2 separate regions of the Homo sapiens genome follow, and region 2 is linked to region 1. Evidence: read pairs that join two places in POLR2A ChIA-PET (ENCODE). Cell type or tissue: MCF 10A. All regions are shown on one strand. Each heading gives the region's core, and the rest is flanking DNA. Links, peaks and the distances in the headings are about the cores only.

Region 1 (15,591 bases), core at 4,660-12,659:
AAAAAGTTCTGGAAATAGACAAGAGTGATGGTTGCACCTTGTGAATGCACTTAATGCCCTTGAATTGTACACTGAAGCATGGTTAAAATGGCAAATTTTATGTTATAAATATTTTACCACAACATAAAAAAAATTTAAAGCAAATACAGCTGCATTAAAATGTACTACATTTTAATAAATTGGAGACTTCCCATGTGCTATCCAGTTTATGCAGACTTCTGGATAAAACTTTTTTTTTCATGTTTGTTTACTTGAAGAATATTTTGAAATTGAAAGGTAACTCTTTAAAAACTGCTACCATTTGCAACTATATTTCTATCCAAATAAGAATTTTCTTATATATTGAGTAACCAAAACGAAATACAGAAACAAATCAGATGATGAGGCTCTAACTGTTTTCCATTGGGTTCAATTTGTAAACATTTGTGTTAAACAAAAACAGCCTGTTTGAATGACATTATAAGGAGTTGTCTTAATTTTACCATATAAAAACAATTTATACTAAAAATCTCATTTTACTCATTTTTTATTTATTTTTATGAAGAAAGGAGGTTTAATTGACTCACAGTTCCGCAGGCTTAATGGGTAGTATCTAAAAATCTTATTTAAATTTGTTGTATTTTAGGATACTGTTTGAGAATCCCTCTGCAGTTTTTTTGTTTGTTTGTTTGTTTTTTTGAGGCGGAGTTTCGCTCTTGTTGCCCAGGCTGGAGTGCAATGGCGTAAACTCGGCTCACTGCAACCTCCACCTCCTGGGTTCAAGCAATTCTCCTGCCTCAGCCTCCCTAGTAGCTGGGATTACAGGCACCCACCACCACACCCAGCTAATTTTTTGTATTTTTAGTAGACATGGGGTTTCACTATGTTGGCCAGGCTGGTCTCGAACTCTTGACCTCAGGCGATCCACTCGCCTCAGCCTCCCAAAGTGCTGGGATTATAGGCATGAGCCACCATGCCCACCACTCTAAGATACGACCTTTAAAATTCTCTCTGACTTATTATTGTAATTATAAAATGTTTGGTGTTTGAAAAGATGTGTATTCTTTGCAGTCACTTTTAGTAGCCAATGAAAAAAATAATATAAGCAAAGCAAGCTGTGTATTAATCTTCAGAGTAGGCAAAGCAAAAAGGTGGAATTGTCCAGCAAGCCTTTCCCCCATTTACAATGAGCTACACGTAAATAATCACAGCCACTGGAGTTCTAATTCCTTGAAGATGTCTGGACAGAAGAGTTACGCTAATTTAACAGTTCTTAGTTTTAGTCTTACAAAGTTATTTCTTAAAACTCCTTTGTTCTAATATAACACTCCTATTCTATTTGAATTATAGAGCTCTCTCAAATAAAGTGCTTCATTCTTTCCAAATTATCTAGACCAGGGGCAACTTCCCCTGACAGATTTTCATGCAAACTTTATGTGTATTTGTGTATGTATGTGTTTATCTAGGAAGAGAGTCAGTTTCTCAAGGGATTCTACAAAATGTAAATAATTGCCTTCATTCGTAATCCTCTCTCTCTCTCTTTTTTTTTTTTTTTTTTTTGCTAATGTAAATCTTGCCTGTGAATCATCTAAAAAGGAATTTTGCTATTGATAGTAGGATCATGTCACCAAGCAAAATAAATCCTTGAAAAAAAAATGTCCATTTCTGGTGCATTTATTTTTTTTCTGGGATAAAGTGCCAACACCATGTCAAAATCCGCATGCTATTATGAGACTATTCTTGAATCTTAATTTCCAGTTTAGCATTAAATATGGGAACATGAAAATTAAAAAACAAAATTATCTGATAAAAAATAAACTGGTGCACCCACATAACAGTTGAATGACACATTTCATATTCGAATAAAGATCTAAGAAATTTAAATTACAACAAATCAAATGAGCTTCATGTATTTCTTTTTTTTTTCTTTTTGTTTTTTTTGAGATGGAGTTTCACTGTTGTTGCCCAGGCTGAAGTGCAATGGCGCGATCTCTGCTCACTGCAACCTCTACCTCCCGGGTTCAAGCAATTCTCCTGCCTCAGCCTCCTGAGTAACTGAGATTACAGGCGCATGCCACCACTCCTGGCTAATTTTTGTATTTTCAATACAGACGAGGTTTCTCCATGTTGGCCAGGCTTGTCTGTTACTCCTGACCTCAGGTGATCCACCCACCTTGGCCTCCCAAAGTGCTGGGATTACAGGCATGAGCCACCACACCTGGCGGAGCTTCATGTATTTCATAATAGCTTTATATTATATAATAATAAAAGGAAATACAGAGTTGAGTCCAGGAAAATACTGTCCCTTTGTGTTTTAAGTGTAGATTCTTTTTTTTTTTTTTTTTTTTTTTTGGGATGGAGTCTCGTTTTGTCACCCAGGCTGGAGTGCAGTGGCACAATCTCGGCTCACTGCAAGCTCCTCCTCCCGGGTTCACACCATTCTCCTGCCTCAGCCTCCCAAGTAGCTGGGATTACAGGCACCTGCCACCACGCCCAGCTAATTTTTTTATTTTTAGTAGAGACAGGGTTTCACCGTGTTAGCCAGGATGGTGTCGATCTCCTGACCTCGTAATCCACCCGCCTCGGCCTCCCAAAGTGCTGGGATTACAGGCAGGAGCCACCGCTCCCGGCCTCTTATTTTTAAATTAAAGATATAGGATTTTCTGGGCCAGGCGCAGTGGCTCACGCCTGTAATCCCAGCACTTTGGGAGGCCGAGGTGGGTGGATCACCTGAGGTCAGGAGTTCAAGGCCAGCCTGGCCAAGATGGCCAAACCCCGTCTCTACTAAGACTACAAAAATTAGCTGGTAGTGGTGGCAAGTGCCTGTAATCCTAGCTGCTCTGGAGGCTGAGGCAGAAGAATCACTTGAACCCGGGAGGCGGAGGTTGAAGTGAGCCGAGATGGCGCACCTGCACTCCAGCCTGGGCTATAGAAGGAGACTCTGTCTCAAAAAAATAAAATAAAATAAAATAAAGATATAGGATTTTCTAAAGCAAAAGGGGCCTGAGGCTACTGATTTTCTCTTCTTTCCTGCTGAATACATTTAACTAAACTTTTTTTTTTTTTTTGAGACGGTGTCTTGCTCTGTCGCACAGGCTGGAGTGCCATAGCATGATCTCAGCTCACTGCAACCTCCACCTCCCAGGTTCAAGCGATTCTCCTGCCTCAGCCTCCCGAGTAGCTAGGACTACAGGCATGTGTCACCATGCCTAGCTAATTTCGTACTTTTAGTAGAGACAGAGTTTCACAATGTTGGCCAGGATGGTCTCGATCTTTTGACCTCGTGATCCATCCGCCTCAGCCTCCCAAAGTGCTGGGATTACAGGCATGAGCCACCACGCCTGGCCTATTTAATACAATGATTTTTATGGTTTGGAAGGTGTCCAAAAGATTTAAGCTGGAGGCAAATGCTATTGGGTAGGTCAATAACCCCCAAGTTTCCATTTTCTTACAATATCCAAAATACACGATTAAATATGGTAGTGGTTATTGAAAGCACCTCTCAAGTTGCAAAATTCTTCTTAATAGTATTTATCTTATTGTTATATGTTATACTGCCTGACTACAAAATCTAAAAGTGAGAAATAAGCTGTGAAGAGAATAAAGGCTAGGAAATACAGGACTGCTGACTTTACACCCTATTTCATCTGAACATGCTCTAATGTATTTCCTTAACAGCTTCTTTGTTGCATTTTTAAAGGTTGTCTTCCACTTACTAACTCTCCCATAATTGAGATTCTTCAGCCTCCAACTTCATACTTAGTGAAAACAATTTTGGTTTTGCAATTATTATTGGTAAGAAACTGACATTACCAAGTTGAGTGTGTCTGCAAAGCATCTTTTCTGGTCCATATGAACTCTATTTTAATTTTTATTTTATTTTATTTTTTGAGACTGAGTCTCGCTCTGTCACTAAGGCTGGAGTGCTGTGGCGTGATCTCAGCTCACTGCAACCTCCACCTCCTGGATTCAAGCGATTCTCCTACCTCAGTCTCTCGAGTAGCTGGGATCACAGGCATGTGCCACCACGCCTGGCTAATTTTTCTATTTTTGGTGGAGATGGGGCTTCGCCATGTCGGCCAGGCTGGTCTCCAACTCCTGACCTCAAATTCGTCCACCTCAGCCTCCCAAAGTGCGGTGATTACAGGTGTGAGTCACTGTGCCCCCGGCTGAACTCTTTTTAAAGTCTTTTGTTTGAGATTAAAAACAACAACAACCAGTCTGTTGTGTGTCCTCCATCCCCAGAACAGGTTAAACTTAACTTTTTTTTTTTCTTTTGAAATGAAGTCTTACTCTGTCACCCAGGCTGGAGTGCAGTGGCACAATCTCAGCTCACTGCAACCTCCACCTCCCGGGTTCAAGTGATTTTCCTGCCTCAGCCTCCTGAGTAGCTGGGACTACAGGTGCCCACCACCACGCCTGGTTAATTTTTGTATTTTTAGTAGAGATGAGGTTTCACCATATTGGCCAGGCTGATCTCGAACTCCTGACCTTGTGATCCGCCCACCTCGGCCTCCCAAAGTGCTGGGATTACAGGTGTGAGCCACCACACCCGGCCAAACTTAACTTTTTATTCAAACATATATCTCAGTGTCCAGACTCCGGAAAGGCATTTCTGTATAGCAGGCCCAGTCTCAGATAAATATTCTAAACTTCCACCCCTCCGCCCCCACCCCCGCCACTTACCATGGTGATAACTGGGCCCCAGTGTTATGGAACTAGTAGCATCTGCCACCTCCATTCAGTTATCTATTAGGGCATAACAAGTTACCCCAAAACACAGCCGCTTCAAACAATAAACGCATATTATCTCTACCCCATTTCATTCCTGCCACCTCTAGTATAAGAACAACTATCTACATCCGGTGCTGGTAAAACCCCTACTGTCATTTCAAAGAGTCTCCTCCAAGATCTCTCTGCCTCAAAATTTTAATAAATGAATATTACAGTTTGAAAAAAATAGAATGTGAGAGAAGGGAGACAAAACATTGGTATCAATAGTGACTGCCATCAACTCTACACCTCACACCAAAACCCTTATGTAAAAATGGCATGTTACCTGCTTAATGATACTGATACGTTAAAAAAAAAAAAAAAAAAAAAAAAGTGGCACATTATCAAATGCATTCCAGACAAGTTTCCTGAAGCATCTTCCAACCAGAATGCAATCCTTTTAATTCAATCTTATGCAGAAATTCTCGAGCCATCCCTGTCTGAATATAAATTACTATGTGTATACCCAAAGACTAACAGCAAATTGTTGGATATATGAGTGAAATTACCCACTGAGAGAGTATTCAAAATTTTAGTCCAGACCAGCCTGGGCAACATAGGGAGACCCCATCGCTACAAAAAATTATTTTTAAAAATTAGCCGGGCTTAGTGGCGTATGCCTGTAGTCCTAGCTGCTCAGTACACTTGCTTGAGCCCAGGAATTCAAGGCTGCAGTGCGCTATGATCGTGCCGCTGCACTCCAGTCTGGGCGGCAGAGTGAAAGCTTAGGCTAAAAATCTTTAAAACATGTTTTCATCCTACCATATTAATTTGGAAGACTGGCTTTAAATATCACGTGGGACAGTAATTATAGAACATGTACTGTGGGCTGGGCATGATGACTAGCGCCTGTAATCCCAACATTTTTGGTGGCCAAAGCGGAAGGATCGCTTGAGCCCAGGAGTTTGAGAGCAGCCAGGGCAACACAGTGAGACCAGGTCTCTTTAAAAATAAAAAATTAGCCAGATGCGTGGTGGTGAGCACCTGTGGTCCCAGCTACTTAGGAGGCTGAAGGATCACATGAGCCAAAGAAATCAAGGCTCTCGTGAGCTGTGGTCGCACCACTGCACTCCAGCCTGTATGAAAAACCGAGACCCTGCCTCAAAAAAAAAAAAAAAAAAAAAAGAGACAAACAAAATAATTCATGTACTTTAAGCTCTTGGCTTAAAGCTTTGAATCTCACATGTGATCTCTCTGTCCTTCAATATCCTATAATTCATTGTTCTGACTGCACATAGAACATCCCATTCTTACCAGATTGGGGGAACTTCAGGACCAGAATTTAGGCTTAAATTTTTTGATTCCATACAGCATCTTACAAACAGCAGGTGTTCATGTCAATATATATTAATTATGTGCAATTTCTTTATCTGAGGGGCACCCTTTCTTTTGTAAAATGATGTTGTAAAGTAAAACCTCTTTTTTTTTTTTTTTTGGTCGGAGCCTCCCTCCGTCACCCAGGCTGGAGTGCAGTGGCCACTATCTCTGTTCACTGCAGCCTCCGCCTCCTGGGTTCAAGCCATTCTCCTGCTTCAGCTTCCCAAGTAGCTGGGATCACGGGGATGCACCACCACGCCTGGCTAATTTTTGTATTTTTCATATAGACGGGGTTTCTCCATGTTGTCCAGGCTGGTCTCGAACTCCTCACCTCAGGTGATCCGCCCACCTCGGCCTCCCAAAGTGCTGGGATTACAGGCGTGAGCCGCCGCACCTGGCCTAAACTAAAAGCTTTAGGTTGGCACATTTTCAGGTGAAAAAGACAAAGGAAAGAGCTAGCATGCTACGGTAAAAAGAGAGTATTGATTTTAAACCATGTCACTGTTCTGAGATCTGTGCTCAAAAATAAAGGAGTATTTTAGGTCATTGGAAAAAGAAGAAAGAGAGAAAAGATTGGGCACAGTGGTTCGTGCCTGTAATCCCAGCACTTTAAGAGGCCAAGGTAAGAGAATCACTTGAAGCCAGGAGTTTGAGACCAGCCTGGGCAGCATAGCGAGACCCCATCTCTAGCAAAAAAAGTAAAAAATATAATAACAATTAGCCAGACATGGTGGCATGCTCCTGTAGTCCCAGTTACTCAGAAGGCTCGAGTGGGAAGATCGCTTGAGTCAGGGAGATGGAGGCTACAGTAAGTTGTAATCATGCTGCTGCAGTCCAGCTTGGCTGACAAAGTGAGACCTTGCCTCGGAAAGGAAAGGAAAGGAAAGGAAAGGACAGGAGAGGAGAGGGGAGGGGAGGGGAGGGGAGGGGAGGGGAGGGGAGGGGAGGGGAGGAGCAGAGAAGAGAAGAAAAGAGAAGAAAAGAAAAGAAAGGAAAGGAAGGAAAGGAGGGAAGAAAAGAAAGAGAAAGAAAGAAGAAAACGAGAAAGGGAGGGAGGAAGGCAGGAAGGCAGGACAGAAGAACGCAGGCAGGCAGGCAAGATGGAAGGAAGGAAGGGAGGGAGGGAGGGAAAGAGAAAGAAGGAGAAAGAAGAACTCCAATAGAAGAAGACCAGGGAAGGGTCTAGGCCTAATTTTGTCATTTATTTAAATGTCTTTGAGCATCTCATTGAACTCTCTCTGCTTCTCTGCATTTGCATCTGCAAAATGAGGAAACTGCACATGACTCTGAGGTGATTTCCCACTCAATGATCCTAAGATATTTGAGTACTTGAATATCCTTCAATGATAACATCTGGGAAGAGTATAAAGTCTGATATTAGTCCTCAGTAGTGCTCTCCAAAAGGATGGGTAGATAACTACAGACATTTTTAATTACATATCACTGAGTAACAAATTACCTCCAAATTTAGGAGCTTAAGGCAAGAATAAACATTTATTCTCTCACAGAGTTTCTCAGGGTCAGGAATCCAGGAGTGGCTTAGCTGGGAGGTTCTAGCTTGGGATCTATAAAGGGATTGTAGTCAAGAAGTTGGCTGGACATACAGTCTTCTGAAAATTTGACTAAGGCTGAAGAATCTGTTTCCAAGGTGGCGCTCTCATGGCCGATGGCAGAGTCTTCAGTTGCTTATCACAGGGACTTCCTTGCAGAGCTGTTTGAGTGCCCCTCTGGCATGGCAGTTGGCTTCTTCTGCAATGAGTGATCTAAGAGCAAGAGCAAGGAGGAAGCCACAATGCATGTAATGACTTATTCTCACGGGTTGCACATTGTCACTGCTGCCACATTGAATTCGCTAAAACTCAGTTACTGACTACAGACCACACCCTAGGAGAGAAGAATTAGGCTCCACTTCTTGAAAGGAGTATCAAAGAACTTGCAAATTTATTTGTGAGTTTATTTTAAAAGCCCTCACAAACACGTATTCTTTAAACTAGAGTGGCTCAGCCCTGCAAGACAGGGAAGTTATAACAACCAACATTTCTAGAGTGACTCACTGTTTAGAAAGTATTTCCCCATGTTTTCTCATTGGGTTGTCACAACCCCCCAGTGGAACAACAGCATTAATATCCCCACTTAAAAATGAGGAAATGGAAGCGAGGTCACTTTTGTACAGTTATTTAACAAGTAAGTTGTATAGCTGGGGATTAAGCCCAGCACAAAGCATAAGGCCTTTTCACCATCCTTCAAATGAGAAACTTGGCATGAAGGCCTTTGCACAGAAAAGTTTCATTAGGAAGATTGACTATTCCTTACTTCCTACCAATTGTTTTTACCTATTTTATTAAATTTTTTTATGTTTAACTTACATACTTCCAAAATTACTTGAAGCAGTTTACAAATAAAATGTTTAAGAAAGAAAGAGGAGTAGGGCTGGGCCTGGTGGCTCATGCCTGTAATCCCAGCACTTTGGGAGGCCGAGGTGGACAGATCACTAGAGGTCAGGAGTTCAAGACCAGCCTGGCCAACATAGTGAAACCCCATCTCTACTAAAAATACAAAAATTAGCTGGGCACAGTGGCAGGTGCCTGTGATCCCAGCTACTTGGGAGGCTGAGGTGGGAGAACCACTTGAACCTGAGAGTGGTATGCAGGTCAAACCACTGCACTCCAGCCTCAGCGACAGAGTGAGACTTGGTCTCAAAAAAAAAAAAAAAAAAAAAAAGAAAAAGAAAAAGGAGTAAATAATTCTAGGCACCAGAAATGATCATATTACAACACTTGGCAATAAATTTGGTTCAGATCTTTCTGGCAGCAGAGGTGAAAAGAGAAGCGTGATAGGCTGCAGAGATTTCACTTTCTGACAAGAGTGAGCATGCATGCTATCATTGCCTGAAGCTAAATTCAAGAAGGACTTTATCACGTGGAGTTGTGTAGAGTTAATACCGCTTAACATTGTGGTCAGTATCTTCAATCACACGCTTGCAAAAGATGTACTCATATTAACCCTGAATGTAAACAGAGGACACACCTCACCTGTAAGTTGGTTAATATATTTGAGGAAGAAGCTGAGGAAAGGTGGCCCAGGTACCTTTCTCTCTAATGTCTTTACCAAATTAAGGCATAGAACTTGGAGAATATACAGGAATTGAAGGTTGATCTGTCTGGTGGACTGTCTCTCAAGTATCAGAGTTGTGAGAGTGCTTGAATGACCTGCTAAATCTTGTTAATTTGTCTTGGCATCTTGTAACAGGTACCTACCTGTAATATAAATATTCTATATTGTCAATTAATTAAGGACTTTGCTAAAAGAGAGCAAGGAATGCCAATATAAAGTTAAAGAAAAATATAAAATAAATAAGTTAGGCTGGGCATGGTGACTCATGTCTGAAATCCCAGGACTTTGGGAGGACATGGTGGGAGGGTTGCTTGAGGCCAGGAGTTCGAAACCAGCCTAGGCAAAACAGCGAGACCCCACCTCCCATCTCTACATGTGACTTAAAAAACTTAGCTGGGCATGGTGGTACATGCCTGTAGTCCTAGCTACTTGGAAGACTGTGACAGGAGGTTCACTTGAGCTCAGGAGTTTGAGGCTGCAGTGAGCTATGATTGCACCACAGAACGAGACCCTGTCTAAAAAAAAAAAAAAAAAAAAGTAAAAAAAGTTAGACCGCATGAGCTGTAATAACCCTTTTTGGACCAATATGCTGTGACTCTGTGGCTTTAAGGATGAGATGCCAATATGCATTCTTGTCCCAGTAGAGAGCCAGCCCAGTTTGGCCTGGGTGTGAGAAGCAAAGCTATCAAAAGCTTTGGCCAATTTTTTCCCCCAAAAGGAATTCCAAATATATCCAAGCTTCTATGTTAGTGACTGATTGAAACCAAAGCTTTATACCATATGACATAGAATCCTGGAATAGATAACTTTAGGCTGAAGAAAAAAGAAAAGTTAAGGCAGGTGTGAGCAGCTGTCCAGTTCTGCCATAAAAGAAATCAAGTTTAACTTCAGCGATAACATGCCTTCTTTTAAGCACTCGAGTTTTGTTAGGTTCTCTCCAGTTGGCTGAAAATTACACCCTAAATATTCCTCTAAAAGTAGATAACTTAGTGCACTTTTATTTAATATTACAGTACTTATAAAGGTTTCTATTAATGGGTCTCCTCCTTCGAGAAGAGAATCGTAAATGAAATACATAAAGATTAATAGCCTTTATTTATTTCTTAAACCAGCTGGTCTTCCTCTAAGAAAGCAGATATGCTAAAGTAAATAATCCTTCATTTTAAAAAATAGAAAGCATTCCCCTTGAATGCTGTTTACTGGCTGTGAGCAAATAGGTATTCACTTAGAAGGCTTTGCTCTCTGTTTATTACCCATATTTCTATAATACCTGCTTCAGAAGTGTTGCAGAAAGACAAAATTAATGTGCATGGAAAAAAAGCAGAGAAAATGAGTGTTAATCTTTGTGGAACAATCCAGAGTCCAGAGAAAGAGGCGAGTAGGGGGAGAAGCCACTTGTTGGAATGACTAGTATATTAAGATTCTCTTCTGGGTTATGGGTTAACATCTGCATCATTGAGGTCTATTCACAACAGGATATTGTTCAGTATAACTTTTTGCATCCAACAGAAATACAAATATTAATTTTCATGGCATAGAGAAAACTTCAAAATTTGGGAAAGTACTGAAGGATGTTATCACAAAGTTGTCATTTAGAGTCCAAGAACAGTCTTAACAATTGTACAAGCTTCAGAGCAAGGGCAGAAAATCAAGACATCAAATTGTCATGTGGGAAATCTATTCTGGGGAGTTGTAGAATAAATACTCACTAATAAGAAAAGGTGGGGAAGGTCCTTCTAAGCAAAGGAAATGAGTGACAAGACAAGCAGGTATGAATGACTTTTTTTTTTTTTTGAGATGGAGTCTCGCTCTGTCGCCCAGGCCAGAGTGCAGTGGCACAGTCCCTGCTCACTGCAACCTCCGCCTCCTGGGTTCAAGTGATTCTCCTGCCTCAGCCTCCTGAGTAACTGGGATTACAGGCATGCGCTGCCATGCCTGGTTAATTTTTGTATTTTAATAGAGACAGGGTTTCACCATGTTGGCCAGGCTGGTCTTGAACTCCTGACCTCCGTTGATCCACCTGCCTCGGCCTCCCAAAGGTCTGGGATTATAGGTGTGAGTCACTGCGTCCAGCCCTTCAGTTTGTTTTTTAAGGTTTTACATATATTTTTATTTTTTCCAGTTTTATTGAGGTATACTTGACAAATAAAACCATACAAGTTTAACGTGTACAATGTGACGATTTGATATATGTACATATTGTGAAATGATTACCACAATCAAGTTAGTTAACACATCCCTCACGTCACACTTTTACTTTTTTTAATGTGTGGTGAAAATATTTAAGATCTAATGTCTTAGCAGATTTCAAGTGTGCAATACAGTATTGGCAATTATTGCCACCATGCTTTATATTTAGTCTCCAGAACTTACTCATCTTATAACTGAAAGTTTGTACATTTTGACCAACATCTTTCCATTTTCCCTACTCCTCAGCCCCTGGCAACCTCTATTCTATTCTCTGCTTCTATGAGTTCAACTTCATAGATTTTACATAAAAGTGACATCACACAGTATTTGCCTTTCTCTGTGTGACTTATTTCATTTAGCATAATGGCCTCAAGTTGCATCCATGTTGTTGCAAATGGCAAAATTTCCTCACTTTTTTTTTATGACTGAATAATATATATATTTTTATGAGATGGAGTCTAGCTCTGTTGCCCAGGCTGGTATGCAGTGGCACAATCTCGGCTCACTGCAACCTCTGCCTCCCGGGTTCAAGCGATTCTCCTGTCTCAGCCTCCCGAGTAGCTGGGATTACAGCCGCCCACCATCGGGCTCAGCTAACTTTTGTTATTTTTAGTAGAGACGAGGTTTCACCATGTTGGCCAGGCTGGTCTCAAACTCCTGACCTCAAGTGAGCCACCTGCCTTGGCCTCCCAAATTGCCGGGATTACAGGTGCGAGCCACTGAGCCTGGCCAAAATCCTAACAGAATAACATTCTATTGTGTATGTATTAAAAAACTGTGGTGTGTGTGTATGTGTGAGGTATATACATATATATATATATGGTGTGTTTATATATATATATGTGTATCACAATTTTTTAATCCATTCATCCATCAGTGGACACTTAGGTTGTTTCCATGTCTTGGCTATTGTGAATAATGCTCCAATGAACATGGGCATGCAGATATCACTTTGATATATGGTTTCCTTCTGATGTTATACCCAGAAATGGGACTGCTGGTTCATTAGGGTAGATAGCATATTTGGATCTGTATACTATGGACACTTGGATATAGCTGGAGCACAAGGTACAGGGAGGGGAGTGAGAATGGGAGAGTAGGCTGGAAAGGTAAGCAGAAGCCACACTCTGAAGGGGCTCTTAGGCCAGTTGGGGTCCTTCTACTGCATAACCCAGGTTCCTCCTCAGGCCCAAGTAGGCTCTTAGCATTCCCTTTTCTTCCTCAGCTGCAGGCCTCAGGGCTTTGCTAGGTTTCCCCCCTTTACTAGGTGTTACCACTCACCCCATCTCTTGCATCTGGAAGGTGGTGCCCTCAGCTTCCTTTTTTTTTTTATTTTGTTTATTGCAAGACAGCACAGAGTCAGCTTGGCATGATGGCTCACACCTGTAATCCCAGCACTTTGGGAGGCTGAGGCAGGAGGATTGCTTGAGCCCAGGAGTTCAAGGGCAGCCTGGGCAACATAGTGAGATCCTGTCCTCACAAAAAATTTTTTTTAATTAGCCAAGTCTGGTGGCACATGCCTAAAGTCTCAGCTACTTGGGAGGCTGAGGCAGAAAGTTTGCTTGAACCCAGGAGTTCGGGGCTGCACTGAGCTGTGATTGTGCCATAGTACTCCAGCCTGGGTGACAGAGTGAGACCATGTCTCCAAAATAAGAAATAAAAAAATAAAAAGCACAGAGTTTTTATATTAAAAGATTTTCCAATGCTAATTATGATGGCAAAACAATTCAGGAATGACAAAAATAATAGACATGTATATGAGAAGTGTTTTTTTCTTCTTTTTTTGAGATGGAGTCTCGATTTGTCACCAAGGCTGGAGTGCAGTGGCACGATCTCTGCTCACTGCAACCTCTGCCTCCCAGGTTCAAGCAATTCTCCTGCCTCAGCTTCCCCAGTAGCTGGGATTACAGGCATGTGCCACCACACTCAGCTAATTTTTGTGTTTTTGGTAGAGACAGGGTTTCACCATGCTGGCCAAGCTGGTCTCGAGCTCCTGACCTCAGGTAATCTGCTCACCTCAACCTCCCAAAGTGCTGGGATTACTGGCATGAGCCATGGCACCCGGCCAGGAAGTTGTTTTTGTTTTTGTTTTTGTTTTTGTTTTTGTTTTTGTTTTTGTTTTTTTGAGATGGAGTCTCACTCTGTCGCCCAGATTGGAGTGCAGTGGCACCATCTCAGCTCACTGCAACCTCTGTCACCCGGGTTCAAGCAATTCTCCTGCCTCAGCCTCCCGAGTAGCTGGGATTACAGGCACCTGCCACCATGCCTGGCTAATTTTTGTAGTTTTTAGTAGAGACAGGGTTTCACCATCTTGGCCAGGCTAGTCTTGAACTCCTGACCTTGTGATCCACCCGCCTTGGCCTCCCAAAGTGCTGGGAATACAGGCATGAGCCATCACGCCCGGCTGGGAAGTTTTAAATTTAGGAGTAAGATGATCTGATTTACATTTTTAAAAGTACTCCAGATGTCGTGTAGAGAGTGGATTGTAGGGGACGGGAGTGGAGTAGAGGTCGGGAGAAGCAGGGAAGGTAACACAGGTACCTAGAAAGAGGTGATGGTGCCCCGGACTAGGGCGTAGAAGGAAGATGGTCAAAATTTTTATATGTAGGCTGGGTGCAATGGCTCATGCCTGTAATCTCAGCATTTTGGGAGGTCGAGGTGGGTGAATCACTTGAGGCCAGGAGTTCAAAACCAGCCTGGCCAACATGGTGAAACCCTGTCTCTACTAAAAATACAAAAAAATTAGCCGGGCATGGTGGTGTGTGCCTGTAATCCCAGCTACTCGGGAGGCTGAGGCACAAGAATCACCTGGGAGGTGAAGGTTGCAGTGAGCTGAGATCGCGCCATTGCACTCCAGCCTGGGAGACACAGCAAGACTCCGTCTCAAAAAAAAAAAAAAATTATTACATGTGGGCATAGTTTAACAATAGGACTAACAAGACCTGCCACCGGGTTGGATAGGGCTGATGACGGAAAGAGGAATCAGGGATAAACCGTGAACCCCTGGAGGGTATTACTCTGTTCACCAGGCTTTGCCCTTCTTAGGAATGATCCCTTCTGGACATTTCCTCTGGATTAATGGGTTTTGGGCTTTGGGACAAAGAGCCGTAAATCACTGAAAACATTTCAGCAGGGAAATGACAAGACATTACATTTTTCTCCCCTCCACTAGGCTTACATTTCCTCCAATGAGAATGACTTTGTGGAATGAAATGACAAGTATATGGCCGTTGTCCAGGAAGAAAGGGTGCATCAGTGTGTGTGTGTGTGTGTGTGTGTGGGTGTGTGTGTGTGCATGGGTGTGTGTGGGTCTTCCACACATGCACATACGTGTGAGGGAGAAAGATGCTTCTTCCCTTCCATTCACGGCATGAATTGTTTTATCTCATTGTAAGTAGTTAATGCTAGTAGTTGTTGCAGTAGTAGTAGTAGTGGACATATTAGTGCCCAACTCTCTGCTTCTTAAAAAAGTAGCAGTCTGCTTTTTAGGAAGCAGAAAGTTGGGCACTAATGTGATGGAGTGTAGGATCAAAACCCTGATGAGATGTGACTGGAAGGAAGATACTAATGGCAGTAGAAGAGAGGAAAGAATGGGTAGAGATTTCAAAGGCACACTCTACCCAACTGTACCCAATTCTCAGAATTGGTCCTGTAAAGGCAGCAGGTTTTCTGGAGGTCACCTCCTTCCCCATAGCCCTGTGGCATCAGGACATCAAGCTCAAGGCTGATTTGGGACTTGGATGAGGGCCGTTAATTGTGGATCTTCAGCCACTCAGTGTGGGCTGGTCCAATAATCATATGATTCAAGGATGTTTAGGGATTTCCTGCCTCTACAATCTGAGCCCCTCTGCTGAATCCACTCTCAGATTTTGATGCTGTAGTTAACCCCTGGGGTGAAATTAGAGGAAGGATATAATTGTATAACCACAGTAAATCACTTCACTCCTGCAATGCTCATTTGATATCAGTAATGGAGAAAACAGATTCCTCCCATTTAGAACTACTATAAGAGCACCTGAATTAATGAGCCCAAATGAGTTCATAAATGTGAATGGAGAGAAAGCACTTCCTCTACCTCCACTGAATGTCTTTCCTTTGGGCCTGTCTTAAGTGGAGTTTAGAGGGACTATTGGATTCCTTGAACTGGCAATTTCTGTAATTACCAGTAGTTGCTGAGCTTCCTGATGTAATTTCTTCTGTAGAACAGAAAAGTTCCTA
Region 2 (15,591 bases), core at 3,416-11,415, 160 kb before region 1:
AAGCAAGTCTTTGTTCTGAACAGTCTAGAAGAGCCTTCTATAGAACACCCATACCTGAAATCGTTCTCTCGGTACCTCTATTTTTTTCTTGAGAGACAAATTTAGTCCTCTCTGTCTTGGCCCATAGCCTGTTAGTGAAATGCATACATTCTCATGGCCTTTCATACTATCCAAACAGCAAATATCCTGGTAAATTTCTGAGACCTGTTTGCCTTCATCCTAACCTTGGCACCATATTGCTCAATACCATATTGTTTCAAAGTTCTGGCTCATCTCATGTTTCCTAATAGCCATATGTCAGCTTCATAACCTAATAGGTTACTCAAGACCATTTTCTCAACTTTTTTTTTTTTTTTTTTTTTTTTGCACACTGGAAAATAAGCAATATCCCAGCTTTATAGATGAGACCATTGAGGCGTGGACAGAATGAAGCCTGGCAAGAGTACTGTAGTTTAGAAGCAAAAGTGTAAATTAGAATTCCTGAGATGCCCCAGCTATTCTTATCTAGCCCTATGTGATTAAACCAAGATAAATGGACATACATTTTTCAAAATAAGGAAGGAAGGAAGGAGAGAGAGATGAAGGGGGGAAAGGAGAGGGAGAGGCAGAGGGAGAGGAAGAGAAGAGGAAGAGGGAGAGGGAGGGGTAGGGGGAGAAGCAGAGGGAGAGGGAAAAACTATCTACCATTCTCAAAAGTGGGCAGTAACTGAAGCAGCAATTTAGCAAAATGATTGACTTCCTCCAAGGAGTCCTTTCAAAATTTTCAGAAAATGATAGATTCCAAGCACTCACCTGATGCATCAAGCTCCCTGGGCAGAAGCAAATATTTAATCTCATAATGGAAAGAATCTGAAGCCAGTGGGCTGCCCTGCTTTTTCACCTCTGAATCTTACTTTGTCAACAAAAATTATCTCTATTCAAGTGCTCCTGCGTGGGTTTCTCAATAACTTGAGAACCAAATAGGCAGAGACAAGTTTGTGCCCAAATAATTAAAACCCTAGAATGGAAGCATCTGGCAGAAAAGATTTAATCTTCAGAAAAAATCATGAGATCAGTCTTATCCCCATTTTAGAGAAGAGTAAACCAAGTCTCAAAGAGACTAAATAAGTTGTTCATGACCCCCTAAGAAGGAGAAGATCAGAGCCTCAAGTCTCCATCATCTAACTCCTATTTCCACCCTTTGTCCACTGCTTCCTGACACTGCCTCTTTATAGCCTGCTTTTTGGAGGAAACTAGTTGTTACCTACACTTCAGTTTTCAACCAGACGTAATTACTCTGTAAATCATAGTCTTAACCAAAATGGAAAAAAAACAATTATCCTGAGTTCACATAGGTATTGTGATGTGTTGAGCTTGACACAGTAATTTAACAATAATCAAGTAGCATCCAATCAGAAAATGGAACTGCACATTAATCTTCAAATAAATGTTACGTCACACACCCAGAAGCAATTAAGATTACACACAAGAACCTCAAGTTGCTTGGAGTGAGTATCTCTCTTTTTTTTTTTTTTTTTTTTTTGTATTTATCTCCTGTGTCCTCTTTTTTCTTTTTAGGTAGTAAAGCCACTTTTTCATGGGAGAAACACATTCCATTGTTGACCTTGAACTTCTTCACCTAGCCATTCAAATGATTACATTCTCCTATGCACATGATCGGTTCAGGCATAAACTTTGACCCAAGCAAGGCTAATCAGAATCATCTCTGAAATTTTATATATGGACACATTTATAAATTATTAGCCAAAGGATGCAAGCTCTGGCCTTCCAGCAGCCATATTTTTAGGGCACATAAACCCCAATGAGGATAAAACAGATTATTAGAGATAAGCAAAGTGAAGTGATCAAGAGAAAAACAGAGTCCTGATTTGCACCCTAGATCAAGCCATATCTGATGTGAGTCCTGTCTTTGGACTGTCCAATAATAACAGCAAATATTATTCCCATTAAGTTGATTTGGGTTACAAGGAACCAAAAGCATCCTACCACAAACAATACCAAATTCCAGTATTTCTGCACAAACTGGTGAGTGGTTCATATGTTTCTGGCAGGCCAGAGAGCGACAATTAGAATGTGGGTATTGTAGGTTCAAATAGGGCAGACTCTGGAGTAAACTCACCCATTCGAGGCAGAGATATTTGGAGGAAGATATAGTGATCAAAGTAATGAGAACTGGTTAGGAGGAACGCTTAAACATTTTAAATTAACATTTCTTGGAATTTTTTGGAGATGATTAATGTAAAACACATTTATTGGAATAAAGTTGGAAAATATAGAGAAACATAAGGAAGGAGTAACATATCCTGAAGTAAACACCACTAATATTTTGATATACATATGAATGAGTAGGATCTAGTAGGAACTGGCAAACTTTGGCTGCAAAGATCCAGAGAGGGAACATTGTAGACTCTGTGAACCATATGGTCTCTAATGCAACCTACCATTGCAGGGAGAACACAGCCATAAATAATACAAAAAGGAATGGGTGTGATTGTGTTCCAATAAAACTTTATTTACAAAAGCAGATGGTGGGCCAGATTTGGCCATAGTCGGCCGACCCTCCTCATTAGAATTAGCTGCTCTAACAGAAACTCAAAATGGCAGCAACATAAACAAACAAGAAGCACACTCCCCTCTCAGGAACAGATTGGGCATAAATACAGTTATGCATTGCTTAGTAACGGGTTTATGTTCTGAGAAATGTGTCATTAGGGGAGTTTGTTATTGTGAGAACATCATAGAGTGTACTTATATACTAGTGTACAAACCTAGATGGTGTAGCCTACTGCACACCTAGGCTATATGGTGTGGCCTATTGCTCCCAGAATACAAACCTGGACAGCATGTGACTGTACTTAATACTACAGGCAACCAGAGCACAATGGGAAGCATTTGTGTATCTAAGCATACCAAAACATAGAAAGGTACAGCAAAAATATGGTATAAAATATTTTTTAAAAATAGTACATCTGTATAGAACACTTACTATAAATGGAGCTTGCAGGACCGCAAGTTGTTCTGGGTGAGTCTGAATAGGTGGTGAGTGGATGCGAAGGCCTAGGACATTACCATCTATACTATATGCTGTAGACTTTATAAACACTGTACACTTAGGCTACACTAAATTTATAAAGAATTTTTTTTCTTTCTTCAACAATATATTAACCTTAGCTTACTATATATAATTTTTTACTTTATAAACTTTTTAATGTTTAAAAAACTTTTTGACTCATAATAACACAGCTTAAAATACACATCGTACAGCTATACAAAAATATTTTCTTTCTTTATACCCTTATTCTATAAGCTATTTTCTATTTTTAACATTTTTATTTCTTTCTTTAAACTGTTAAACTTTGTTGTTAAAAACGAAGACACAAACACACACATTAGCCTGTGCCTCCACAGGGTCAGGGTCATCAATATCACTATCTTCACCCTCCACATCTTGTTCCACTGGAAGGTCTTCAGGGGCATGGAGCTGTCATCTCCTAGGATAACAGTAGTCTTCTGTACTTCCAGAAGTACCTTCCTGAGGCTGTTTTACAGTTAACTTTTTTTTAAATAAGTAGAAGGAATACATTCTAAAATAACAATAAAAAGTATAGTAAATACATGAACCAGTAACATAGTCATTTATTATTATCATGTTTTATGTACTGTACATAATTGTATGTGCTAGATTTTTTATTTCCATAGGTTATTGGGGAACAGGTGATGTTTGGTTATAGGAATATGTTCCTTGGTGGCGATTTGTGAGATTATGGGACACCCATCAGCCGAGCAGTATACCCTGCACACTATTTGTAGTCTTTTATACCTCACCCCTTTCCCACCCTGTCCCCCTGAGTCCCCAAAGTCCATTGTGTCATTCTTATGCCTTTGCATCCTCATAGCTTAGCTCCCACTTATGAGTGAGAACATGCAATGCTTGGTTTTCCATTCCTGAGTTACTTCACTTAGAATAATAATCTCCAGTCTCATCCAGGTCGCTGTGAATGCCATTAACTCATTCCTTTTTATGGCTGAGTAGTATTCCATCATATATATATATATATATATATATATATATATATATATATATATATACCAGTTTCTTTATCCACTCGTTGATTAATGGGCAGTTGGGTTGGTTCCATGTTTTTTCAATTGTGAATTGTGCTGCTATAAACATGAGTGTGCAAGCATCTTTTTCATATAATGACTTCTTTCCCTCTGGGTAGATACCCAGTAGTGAAATTGCTGGATCAAATGGCAGTTCTACTTCTAGTTCTTTAAGGAATCTCCACACTTTTTTCCATAGTGATTATACTAGTTTACAGTCCCACAAGTGGTGTAGAAGTGTTCCGTTTACCGCATCTGTATGTGTTATATTTTTATATGCCTGGCAGCATAATAGGTCTGTTTACATCAGCATTACCACAAACACGTGAGTAATGCATCGTGCTATGATGTTGATTTTTCAGCTTCACATAATCTTATGGGACCACGTCCCATATGCAGTTCATCATTGACCGAATGTCCTTATGTGGCACACGACTGTAGTTCAGGACTGCTATGGCAACAGCAATGTGTCAGAGGCCCGGACACTTTCTATCCTATTCTGCCACCCCTAAGATGTTGTCTTCGGGCACATGGTCTGAGATGACTGACTACCATGTCCACAATCCAGCCAGTAGGAAGGGAAAAAGGGGGAAGGGAAAAGGGGAGAGGAAAGACACATCTCTTCCCTTTAAGGACACCAGTCAGGAATTGCAGTCATCCCTCTTGCTCACATCCTATTGGCCAGAACTTAGTCATCTGGCCACACCTAGCTGCAAGGGTGGCTGGGAAATGTAGGCTATATTCTGAGCAACATGTGGGTAGCTGCTGAAGGCTATGGAGCCCCTCATGGGGCACCCTGTGATGTAGGCAGTGAAGTCCCCTCTCCACCACACATACTTTTATAGGAAGTGGATGGAGCCAGCCTGGGAGTGCAAAGGTTGATTTTTCTACACTACTGACTGAGGAATGTTTTTATGTATCCTGTAATCTCTGAGTAAAAGGCTGTTTAACCTTTCTTGGAAGGCAGGTTTCACATGTAATTCCTTTGGAGAAAGCAGCCAAAAAGATATCTGGAACAGGGAGAAAAATGGCCCTCTTGGGTCAGGTGCAATGGCTCACACCTGTAATCCCAGCACTTTGGGAGGCCAAGGGGAGTGGATCACTTGAGGTCAGGAGTTCAAGATTAGCCTGGCCAACATGGTGAAACCCCATCTCTACCAAAAATACAAAAATTAGCTGAGTGTGGTGGTGCATGCCTGTAATCCCAGCTACTCAGGAGGCTGAGGCAGGAGAATCGCTTAGACCTGGGAGGTGGAGGTTGCAGTGAGCCAAGATGGCACCAGTGCACTCCAGCCTGGGCAATAGAGCAAGACTCCATTTCAAAAAAAAAAAAAAATCGTCCCTCTTCTTTAGTTACCAGCAGGCACCCTCATGGCGGATTATAGGATGCCTGAGGATTCCACCCATAAGAACAATGCAGCTGGAGAGGCAGCATAACAGCTCCTCCACATGCTCTCTCCAGGTGTGCGGATGGGGATACACCTCTCCTCTATGGTGTCTGTCACACACAATGTGTATGGATATAGATGTATCACTGCCTGTGTGCTCCAACCTTACATCTAGATTTTAAAGCCCTTAAGAATTGCTTTAAAAAAAAAATCCATCTTTGCATTCCTGAAGGAGCAAACACCAGCCTTTCCAGATGTATTCAATTCCTTGAATGGAAAAGATCAAGCACTTTAAAAAGTCTGCACTTTTTAAAGAAACACCTATTTAGTGCCAGGCACTAGGGATTTGGGATACAAAGATGAAAATTGGTAGTCCCTGCCTCTTATGGAGGCTTTTAGCCTAGGAAGGAGACAGACACTGCTGAAGACATCTGTTGTTTTTTGGCTTCCCGCCCCCAACCCCAACTTCCTCCTAGCCCATCACTCCCCTTTTCGGGGAATCCCCCATTGTGTATTTTGAGGTGGGTAGCCTGTCTCCCACTACAGTAGCCAAAAGAGACAGATACTCCTCTCTCTTTCCCTTTTCCATTTCTGGTACGGCACAGGTGGGCATATGACTAGGCTTAGCCAATCAGATGCTTTCCTGGGACGTGGACTCTTGAAAGTGCTGTAAGAAACTTGGCTCTAGCTGTAGGTTATAGTCATTATGATACTGGTGGCAGGTCAAACTAATGCCCTGCTCATTTTCCAAACTTGTTCTGCAGCCTTTCTTTGATTTTGAGAACCTCTAATATCATCCCAATATATTCATTTATTTCCCTCAAGGCGGCCAGCATTGGTTCTGTGGGTTGTGGTCAACAACCAAATTCCCTCCTAATGCAAAAATGATCATCTACTTAGGTGCTTTTGAATGCAAAGGTAAGAAGTCTACTCCAGTTACATCAAATAAGTTGAGTTTATTGTAGGAACACAGAGAACCATATGGACAGTGGAAAAGCCTAAGAATTTAAGGCCAGCTGCCATTACAGGAGAGTCTTCATGAACTTCATGGACTGAGCTTAAAAGGTCATTACGCCTTAAAGGACAACTCTATCCCAGTCACACAGGGATGTGTGGTGCCCCTAGTCTTGATGAAGGATTCAGCCGACCACACACGTCACTCTGAAGCTGAGATAGCACTGAGAATTTCAGCCAGTCATTGGATATGGGCTTCCCTGGGAAGGGTGCATGATCTTGGGTGGGGTGACTTTCTTTAAAAGAGATGCTTCCTGAAGACAGCTGGCAACTGAGGGCTGTCTGTTGGCAGCACTCCCAGTGGCACAGAGAAGAAATCTATCATTCCTGAAGAGGAATCCGGGCAGCACATCACAGCATCTGCTACATCAGATCTTTCTGTATTTCATGACCTTTCAGCTTCCGTTGCTGCTGCTCATTGCTAAAGTCTTTCCCAATTCAAATCACTGACAGTGAGAATCTGATCTGACCTAGTCCACATCAAAGGTCACCAACCATATGGAGATTGGCTCTCCTTGGCTATGGTTGGGTAGCAGGATCATGTGGTAGAAATGCACTCTCTCCCAGCCTCACCAGTTTGACAGGGTCTGTGGGCAGAGCTGGAGGAAAATCTTTTGGTAGGCATCAGGCATGATGGCATGTCTTGCCCATATACCAATAAACAATTGTAATGTGGTACAGAGGATGGAGTATATAAGTATGTAAGATGGAGTATATCAGCATAAAGTGGGTGGAGTAAATATATAAGTACAGTTTGTATAGGGAACAAAACACCTAAATCTACCTATTAGATCCCAGGAAGGTTCCCCATAGACTTGAACTAGGACTTGAAAGATGAGCTAGGAATAGGGTTTTGCCCAGCAGGTAAGTAGAGTAAGACACTCCAAGTAGAGGGAAACATATGTACACAGAGACATGAGATAAATCATTGTGGCCCTAAAGAGGTTGGCCTCCCAGCCACCCCATGTACTCACTGCCTCTTAACCAGATGCCTGAGAGGCATTTTTGGCAGCTGCTCAGAGGGAAACATGCCACCCATTGATTCATCTGGGGCACTCCCTGCTCCCACCTTTCATGAGCTGGTGTCAGTGGGTTCTCTGGGCCAAGTTATGCCCCACCCTGATCCTGTTTGACTTGTGTGCTCTGCCAGGATCCCTGCAAGAGATGGCATGGCCTGGGGCCCCTGCTGCCTTTCAGATAACAGCAGCAGCCAGGCCAAGGCAAATACTAGTCCCTCCTCATATAGGTGAGGCTCCCACTGATGTCAGCTGGGCCTTGGGAAGGCAGGAAGCAGGTGGGTTTAGTTGCCAACTTGGCTCTGGAAGGCAGCTCTGTTGTTCCTATTTCTTCATACTAAAAATGGAAGGATTCCCAGAAGAGGTGTGGAGGTTCTACCTATGGCCTCCAGGGGCACTGAAAGTTTGCTGACTTTTAAAGCACACACAAATGTGACAATGAATAACACCTACAACAAAGAAAAAGACATCACCATCAGCAAGTTTGCAAGATAATAATAATGGCAAACATTTATTGAGCACTTTCTATGTGCCAAGCAGTAGTTTACAGGAATTAAATTATATAGCCATCACAAAAACCCTGCAAGATAGACCCTCTGATTATCCCTATTTGACACATTAAGAAATAGAGGAACAGAAGAAATGAAGTAGCTATGCCCCAAATCCCACACTTTGTAAATGGATTTGAGCTCAATCCCCTCCTTCTCAATCACTATACAGTATGATATACAATATACACTATTCCAAATTAGCCTATATTCTGATGACTAAACGGGCATCTTATGAGATGATGTCTGATATGGTTTGGCTGTGTCCCCACCCAAATCTCATCTTGAATTGTAGCTCCCACAATTCCTACATGTTGTGAAAGGGATCTGGTGAGAGATAATAGAATCATGGGGGTGGTTTCCCCCATATTGTTCTTATGGTAGTGAATAAGTTTCACAAGATCTGATGGTTTTATAAGAGGTTCTCCCTTTTGCTTGGCTCTCATTTTCTCTCTTGTCTGCCGCCATGTAAGATGTGCCTTTCACCTTCTGCCATGATTGTAAGGCCTCCCCAGCTACGTGGAACTATGAGTCCATTAAACTTCTTTTTCATTGTAAATTACCCAGTCGTGGGTATGTCTTTATCAGCAGATGAAAGTAGACTAATACAATGTCTGAAAATGCTCAACAATTTATTAATACAAATTCTTTCACTTACATTGTCTCACTTCATCTTCATATTAGTTCAATGAGGGAGTCAAGGCAAATGATGTCATTCCCATTTTACAGATAAGAAAATGGAGGCTCAGAGAAGTAAATTAATAATCAGTAAGTGGCCAGCTTAGCACCTCAAATAGGTGTTCTGTTTCCCAGCCCAGTGATTTTTCCATCCTACCCTGCCGTGAATCATTTCAAAGGAGCCTAAGAGTATCTGTATCCAAAAATATGTCCTTAAATATGTGGACCCTAAAAGTACTTCAAAGTGACTACACATTGGTGTTGTACATCTATTTCATATAGTGGATATTTTCTAAAGCATGAACATTAAGTAAAATTGGAGTAAAGTTGAGTGGAAAGAGCTCTGAGCTGCAAGTCAAGAGTCCTGGGTTCTCATCTTTGCTCCATCCTGCATGCCAAATAACCTTAACTAATAACTTACTTTGGGGGACCTCATTTTTCTCATCTGAAAAACCAATGAGTTTTTATGAACTTACTGTCCCTTACAACTCTTAAATTATAGATATGATGATGCTATTGTAAGACGGGGTTACCTATCAATCTCCAAATCCACCTAGTTTACAGTTGAAGACTTTCAGCAACCAGCATCTGTATAATGGCAACCCGGCCTGTTCATTCCTGGGTGTTCCCTATCTAGCCTCCAGACAGCAGACTCAAGATGGTCTATCTAGGATGGAGGTGGACATCACCTGAATTTTTTTTTTATTTCTTTAATATTGATGGCAGAGAGATTAATTTATTTTTATTTTTATTTTTTTGAGATGGAGTCTCTCTCTGTCTCCCAGGCTGGGGTGCAGCAGCGCCATCTCAGCTCACTGCAACCTCTGCCTCCCAGGTCCAAGCGATTCTCCTGCCTCAGCCTTCTTAGTAGCTGGGAGTACAGGCGTGCACCACCACGCCCAGCTAATTTTTGTGTTTTTAGTAGAGACAGGGTTTCACCATGTTGGCCAGGCTGGTCTCAAACTCCTTTCCTTAAGTGATCCTCCTGCCTCGGCCTCCAAAGTGCTGGGATTACAGGCATGAGCCACCATGCCCAGCCTCAGAGGGATTATTTTTAAAGAATCAAAGCAAATCAAGAGGTGGTACCTACCTAAATACATACACCCGCACCTTCTTGAACAGGCAAGTTAGGCCAGCACATAGTTCACCTCGATAGATACAACACAGGAGTTGAGTGCTCACTGCCCATCCTCCTCCCCAAGGAGTGGTTACATCTTCTCACTATGAGTAATTAAGGACAGGCCTCAGTTTTGGTCCATTTTTGAATCATTCTCTTACTTGAACTCCAAATTTGTCTGCTTGGGTTTGTCAGCTTCTGTGGGCAGGGACGTCTTGAGAAGCATGCCGGCTGCAGCCGCTCCTCAGGTCTCCCCTGCCTGGTCTCAGTCCTTATTTTTTCAAGCTTCACGTCCTCTACTGAAGCTGCAGCAACCGAGTCCTGCCACTTTTCCTGTTCTCTTTCTCACTCATTTTCTCTCTGTATTTCCACATTCACGACTCCCATTACTCTCCCCGTAACACCACAGTGTTTCCTAAACTTCAATGATCTACTCCTTTTTCTATGAGAAGAAAAAAATTCTGTGCACTCCTTTACCACCGTCACTCTGTGAGAGTTGATGTGAATTATGTTTCTTTTTATCTCATCACCTGAAAATGTACAAATATAAACCAGGTTTTTAAAAATCCTTAGGTTTACAGCTCTCACATGATTTTTAAAAATGAATCTTACAAATAGAGTACAAGCAACACTACAAAATCCTCATTAATTTAATGTGTTAATTTAATGTGGCAGATGATGCTGTTTGAAACTGCTAAAATTACATTTCGGCGTGGAATGTGACTGTGGCATGGGCCACGATGGCTTGGGATCTTCTAAGCTTAGCATGCCTGTGCCATCATGTACCACGTGAGGATTGATTCTCCCATCTTTTTCTGCCATCCAAGCTACGGTCTAGTCTTCATTTGTGCAACATGCCAACTGGCCTCAGCTTATCAGAAACGCATCATTTACATATCGAGGCTCCCTGCGTTCTTTTCTCATTAGCCTGTGATAATTTAGGTTGAGTGCCATTGTGATAAAAACACAGCACAGGCGGCGGAAGCTGTGGCACTAGTAGGTTACTAGGTTACAAGGTGGTTGCCATGTTTTTCAAACTGGGTCACATCCCTATGCAGTCACATCCCTGCATCATGAGATCAATTTAGTAAGCTGTTACAAGCAATTTTTTAAAAAATGTTACAGAAAAGAGAAAATATCAAGTATTACGTGGTGTCAGAATAAGTATTCAGAAAATTGTTTTACACACACACACACAGACACACACACTCACATAACCAATCCAAACAGATGCCAGTATTGCTTCTGGGGAAGGTCCGTGGAAGCCCACTGAAATAGGCTAAATAGTGACCCCAAAAGATATCAGGTCCTAATCCCTGGAACCTGCAAATGTTGCTTTATAAGCAAAAAGTGTCTTTGCAGATATGATTAAAGTAAGGACAATGAGATGGATAGATTTTCCTGGATTATCCATGTGGGCCCTAAATGTAATCACAGGTATCCTTATAAGAGAAAGACAGAGGGAGATTTGATCAAGACAGAATGGTGGCCCTGTTGACTCCTTGGTTTTGACCCAGTGAAACTGACTTCAGACTTGCGGCTTCCCAAGCTGGGAGAGAATGAATTCTGTTTTTGAAACCACCCCATTTGTGGTTGTTTGTTACAGCAGCCACAGGAAACCAATAGATCCCACCTCTCCCCTCACCACCACTGGTGGGTGCTTTCGGGGGTAGTTGAAGGCAATCCCCGAGGAAGTACCAAGACTATTAGCGGGGTAGGGTGGTGACACGTAGGCTCAGAGCCATTTCTCAAGTGGTTTGGAGTATTATAGTATTTTCACAACTGGTACACCTGGACTGGTCTAGACTGGCTGTCTGTCAGTTCTATTTGTGCATGGACATCAGTGACGGAAACTGGGCCACTGTGTAAGATGGATTCCTTCTGTGGGTGGCTGCCAAAAAAAAAAAGTTTGAAGGTCTCTAATTCATATGACCCAGTCTATGCTTAGACTGACTAACTATTTTTTTAGGTCACCATCCATATGAAAACACAAAATTTAAATATTCTCACAGAGACTCTGTGGACTCCAAGATTCACCTGCAGGCACTCAAGGACCCTTGGGCCCCACTTTAAGAAACTCAGTAAGAACCCTCTTCCCCCAGCATCAGACAATTATTGTATCTCTTGGACCTTGAGCCTAATTAGGGTGGGCTCAGCCACCCCCAGGTGTGCCCACCTGAGCTCCCTTCCAGAGCTGCTCATGGCACCTGCTCCTCCCAGAGCTGCTCATGGCACCTGCTCCTTCCAGAGCTGTCTGCCCAGGAGTGTGGGTTTGAGGCTTCTGGGAGGCCCCACCCTTGGCTGTGGAAGCTGGGAGCCACTGGGACCACCTGCCCTCCCGCTGCACTGTACCTCTCTCTCTGCCCCAGGACTCATATACCCTTTTCTTCCAGGAAACCCCTGGGTCTTCGCTGGCCATAGCCTCAGAGGACTGACTTAGCCCTACAGTCTAAAAGTAAAGATTTGGAGCAAAAACTGCTTCAAAAACAAAACAAAACAAAACCACTGTCACTGGGGTGTAACCAACTTCTTTCTCTGGGGCCTCTTTTCTGTTACTCTTTACTTCTCAACCCCCCCACCCCACATCCCAGCCCTGATGCAAGAGGGGGCAGGGTCCTTACCTAACAACCAGAAAGCCCGTGTCTGTGCTTCTAAATCCCTAAGGCCCTGCTCCATCATAGGTGGGTTTTCGTACTGTTATTGGTAGCTCTGCCTCCCTTTGTGGCAGAAAAGCCAAGAGCCACCTCCCTTTGGGTTCCATGAGCCTTCCTACGTCTTTCCCAAACCAGGTCACACCTGAGCTTCAGCTCCACCTTGAGGCCACCAGAGGTGCCTGCCCTGAGGTGAAACCTCGGTGTGACCCAGGCAGGTGTCCTCTCTGGCCAAACCATTTCCTTGCACATGCACCAGTCAACTGTCATAGCAATAGCCATCATCTGAGACAGCCCTTTACATACTGTTTTCACGTATGTCTGCTCATTGGACCCTCATCTTGACTTTGGGAATTCGTTGTGTTTCCATCACCCCAGTTTACAGATAAAAAACTGAGACTCAAGGCCAAGTGCAATGGTTCATGCCTGGAATCCCAGCACTTTGAGGTGAGGGCAGACAGATTGCTTGAGCTCAGGAGCTCAAGACCAGCCTGAGCAACAGGCAAGACCTCATCTCTACTAAAAAACAAACAAACAAAAAACTGAGACTCAGAGTTCAAGGGACTCATTGCTCTACTATTATTCACAGGGGGCCCCTAACCCCAGGCTGCAGACCCATATGGTCCATGGCCTGTTAGAAACCAGGCCACACAGCGGGTGAGCAGTAGGTGAGCAAGCATTACCACCTGAGCTCTGCCTCCCATCAGATCAGCAGTGGTATTAGATTCTGATAGGAGCGTGAACCCTATAGGGAACTGCACATATGAGGGATCTAGGTTGTGAAGTCTTTGTGAGAATCTAACTAGTGCCTGATGATCTGAGGTGGAACAGTTTCCTTCCTCCCCTCCCCGCCCCCAGTCTATGGAAAAATTGTCTTCTACCAGGTGGTCCCTAGTGTCAAAAAGGTGGAGGACCGCTGATCTAGTAGGTAACAGAGCTGGCTTTAGAGCCCCCTCTTCAGACTCTAGATTCTATCCACTCCTACTCTGCTTCTTTGCCTTATTTTCTCTGAATAGCAAAGCTTTAAAGATGAAGGAAGGAAACAGAGGGTTTCTCTACCCTAGCTCTCCAACAGGGACTGTCAGAGGGAGCTGCATAGAAGCTTCCCTACCCTAAAGTTGAATACGTTTATAAATCATCATTATCCTTATGAGTAACCTACCTGGTATAGTGTGAGGGTTCCTGGAAGAGGTCCTCCCCTCCCCCTGAAATTTCCTGGGTCCTGACAGGATGGTTGAAATCTGAAACACTACTATTTAGAGGGTTTAAATGAACCCTATTTAGAGTTCATTCTTTTTGGGTCTCAACGTCATGGGATAGCAGAGCTTTGGAATCAAACACAGCAGGATACCAAACGCCTTTTCACAACTTAGCCCTGTGGTCCTGGGCAAGTCTATCCTTTCTGCAGTTCTCATCTATTTAGAGGACATGACCTGAGACATAATTTGCAGGAAGCTCTTGTTCAAAAGCTATTAAGAATTTCAAGATGGCGACAACAGAGTATTAAACCCTGGCTGGGACACTTCTAAGCACAGGCCCCGTGCAAGTGCTCCAGTCTCACACCCATGAAGTCAGCCCTGAGAGTGGAGGACTGTCTCATGGAGAAAGTGTAAGGAGAGTTCAGTGGTTAATAAAATGTTCATTTATTTCCTTTGGCCAATGGTTTTCCTGCCAGAAGACCCACATGGGTGCTCCCTGCAAATGCAACTTCCCAGTGCTTCCCTAGCCCATTCTCATTCCAGGATGGTGTCCAGAAATGTGCGTTTTACCAAAGATCCCCAGGAGATTCCGATAGAAATGGAAGCTACCCTTTGAGGAGCTTAGCTCCTTCAACGAGCAGGTAACTCGTTGAAGGAGTTGGTTTTTACAAACCCAAGTACTTGACACACACAGTGGCCCTGGAACTCTGGGTGTGCTGTGAGGAAATGGCTGCAGGTGCATGAACTGAAAGAGCTGGTCACCAGGAGCTTTGACATTTGGGATCTCAAGATCGTCAAGTCTCCATGATGGCATGAACGACCATCATCTAAAGGAAACTCGCCCTGAGACACAGCAACTCCAGCAGAGGCAGTGGCAGGTCTTCGGTACCACAGTTCTTTCTGCAGCTCGGGGGCTCACCTTGCAGCATTTCCTGAAGTCCCCAGGGTAGGCCTTGGTCTGCCTCCTTCCTCACTGCATTCCTCCTTGACATCCTTAGACAGCTTGCCTTGCCTCTTGAATTCTGTACCCTGGGGATCTGTGGTCCTATTCACCCCTCAACATCCTCAATGTGCCCCACAGGGAGACTTGGATTTAAGAGGGTCTACATCTCTCTCCATTACTAAAGAAAACTGCACCTTCTTCCCTAATTCCAGATCTTAGCACACCTTGGAACTTACCAATGCTCATAGCCCCATTGTGATGAGCAACTTGCATCCGTCCCCTCATTTCACCCTCACCACAACCCTCTGAAGGAGTGTGTGTATCCCCACTTTACAGATGAGAAAGCTGAGGATGATTTATGGCTACTTTGATAGGAAGTGGTGGACATGGGATTTAAACGCAACAACCCTGTGAGGCAGATGAGGCCAACATTAGCAATCCTCGTTTTACAGCTGAGGAAACCGAGCTCCAGTGGGTTGGGCAATTGCCCAAGGTCATAAATCCTGCAAGCAGAAGAGCTGAGATATGAACCCAAGTGGCTTGACCTTAGGCCTGAGGCTCTTTCCAGCCTGCCTCCTCGGAGCTTCTACCAATAAACTTCCCTCTGTCCTGTTTGGCAGAAACCTAAAAGGCCTGGCTAGGTATTGAGGAAGAAGGAGCTGCATTCAGCTGTGAGGAGGAAGGGATGCTCATTACTTGTTGACCATCACGCGCTGAACTTCACAGCTCGCCTGGGAAGTTTGCAACAGCCTCTGACATAGGAACACCCAAGCAATGGGAGCTGAAGAGGTCAACCCCACATGTGGTGGGTCATACCTGGCAGCTCTGCTTGAAGAAGAAGCTCAGAGATGGACTGTATTAGTCTGTTCTTACGCTACCAATAAAGACATACCTGAGACTGTAAAAGGTATGTCTATAAAGGAAAGAGGTCTA

What was found. Peaks named below come from ENCODE experiments on the same cell type or tissue, not always from the same donor. Only the 100,000 strongest peaks of a DNase experiment are listed, where the experiment ranks them.
Region 2: POLR2A ChIA-PET joins it to region 1 with 21 read pairs; 5 of 35 experiments call an interaction of 5 or more read pairs at or near these places.

The regions. Positions count from the first base shown.
Region 1 is chr4:26,280,618-26,296,208 of GRCh38, forward strand. It overlaps LOC105374542 (a long non-coding RNA gene), which reads right to left. Exons shown (of 2, transcript XR_925508.3): 2 at 7,536-7,832. It also overlaps a transcript of RBPJ not described here. Among named protein-coding and RNA genes, the nearest start is that of RBPJ, 33 kb to the right of the region's middle. RefSeq lists an enhancer at 8,028-8,077 and a silencer at 8,248-8,297. In MCF 10A, for the core only: no CTCF peak of the experiment used is centred there; a DNase peak (open chromatin) is centred at 8,974.
Region 2 is chr4:26,120,374-26,135,964 of GRCh38, forward strand. It overlaps a transcript of RBPJ not described here. Among named protein-coding and RNA genes, the nearest start is that of LINC02357, 57 kb to the left of the region's middle. RefSeq lists an enhancer at 9,933-10,122. In MCF 10A, for the core only: a CTCF peak has its summit at 7,977; a DNase peak (open chromatin) is centred at 7,668.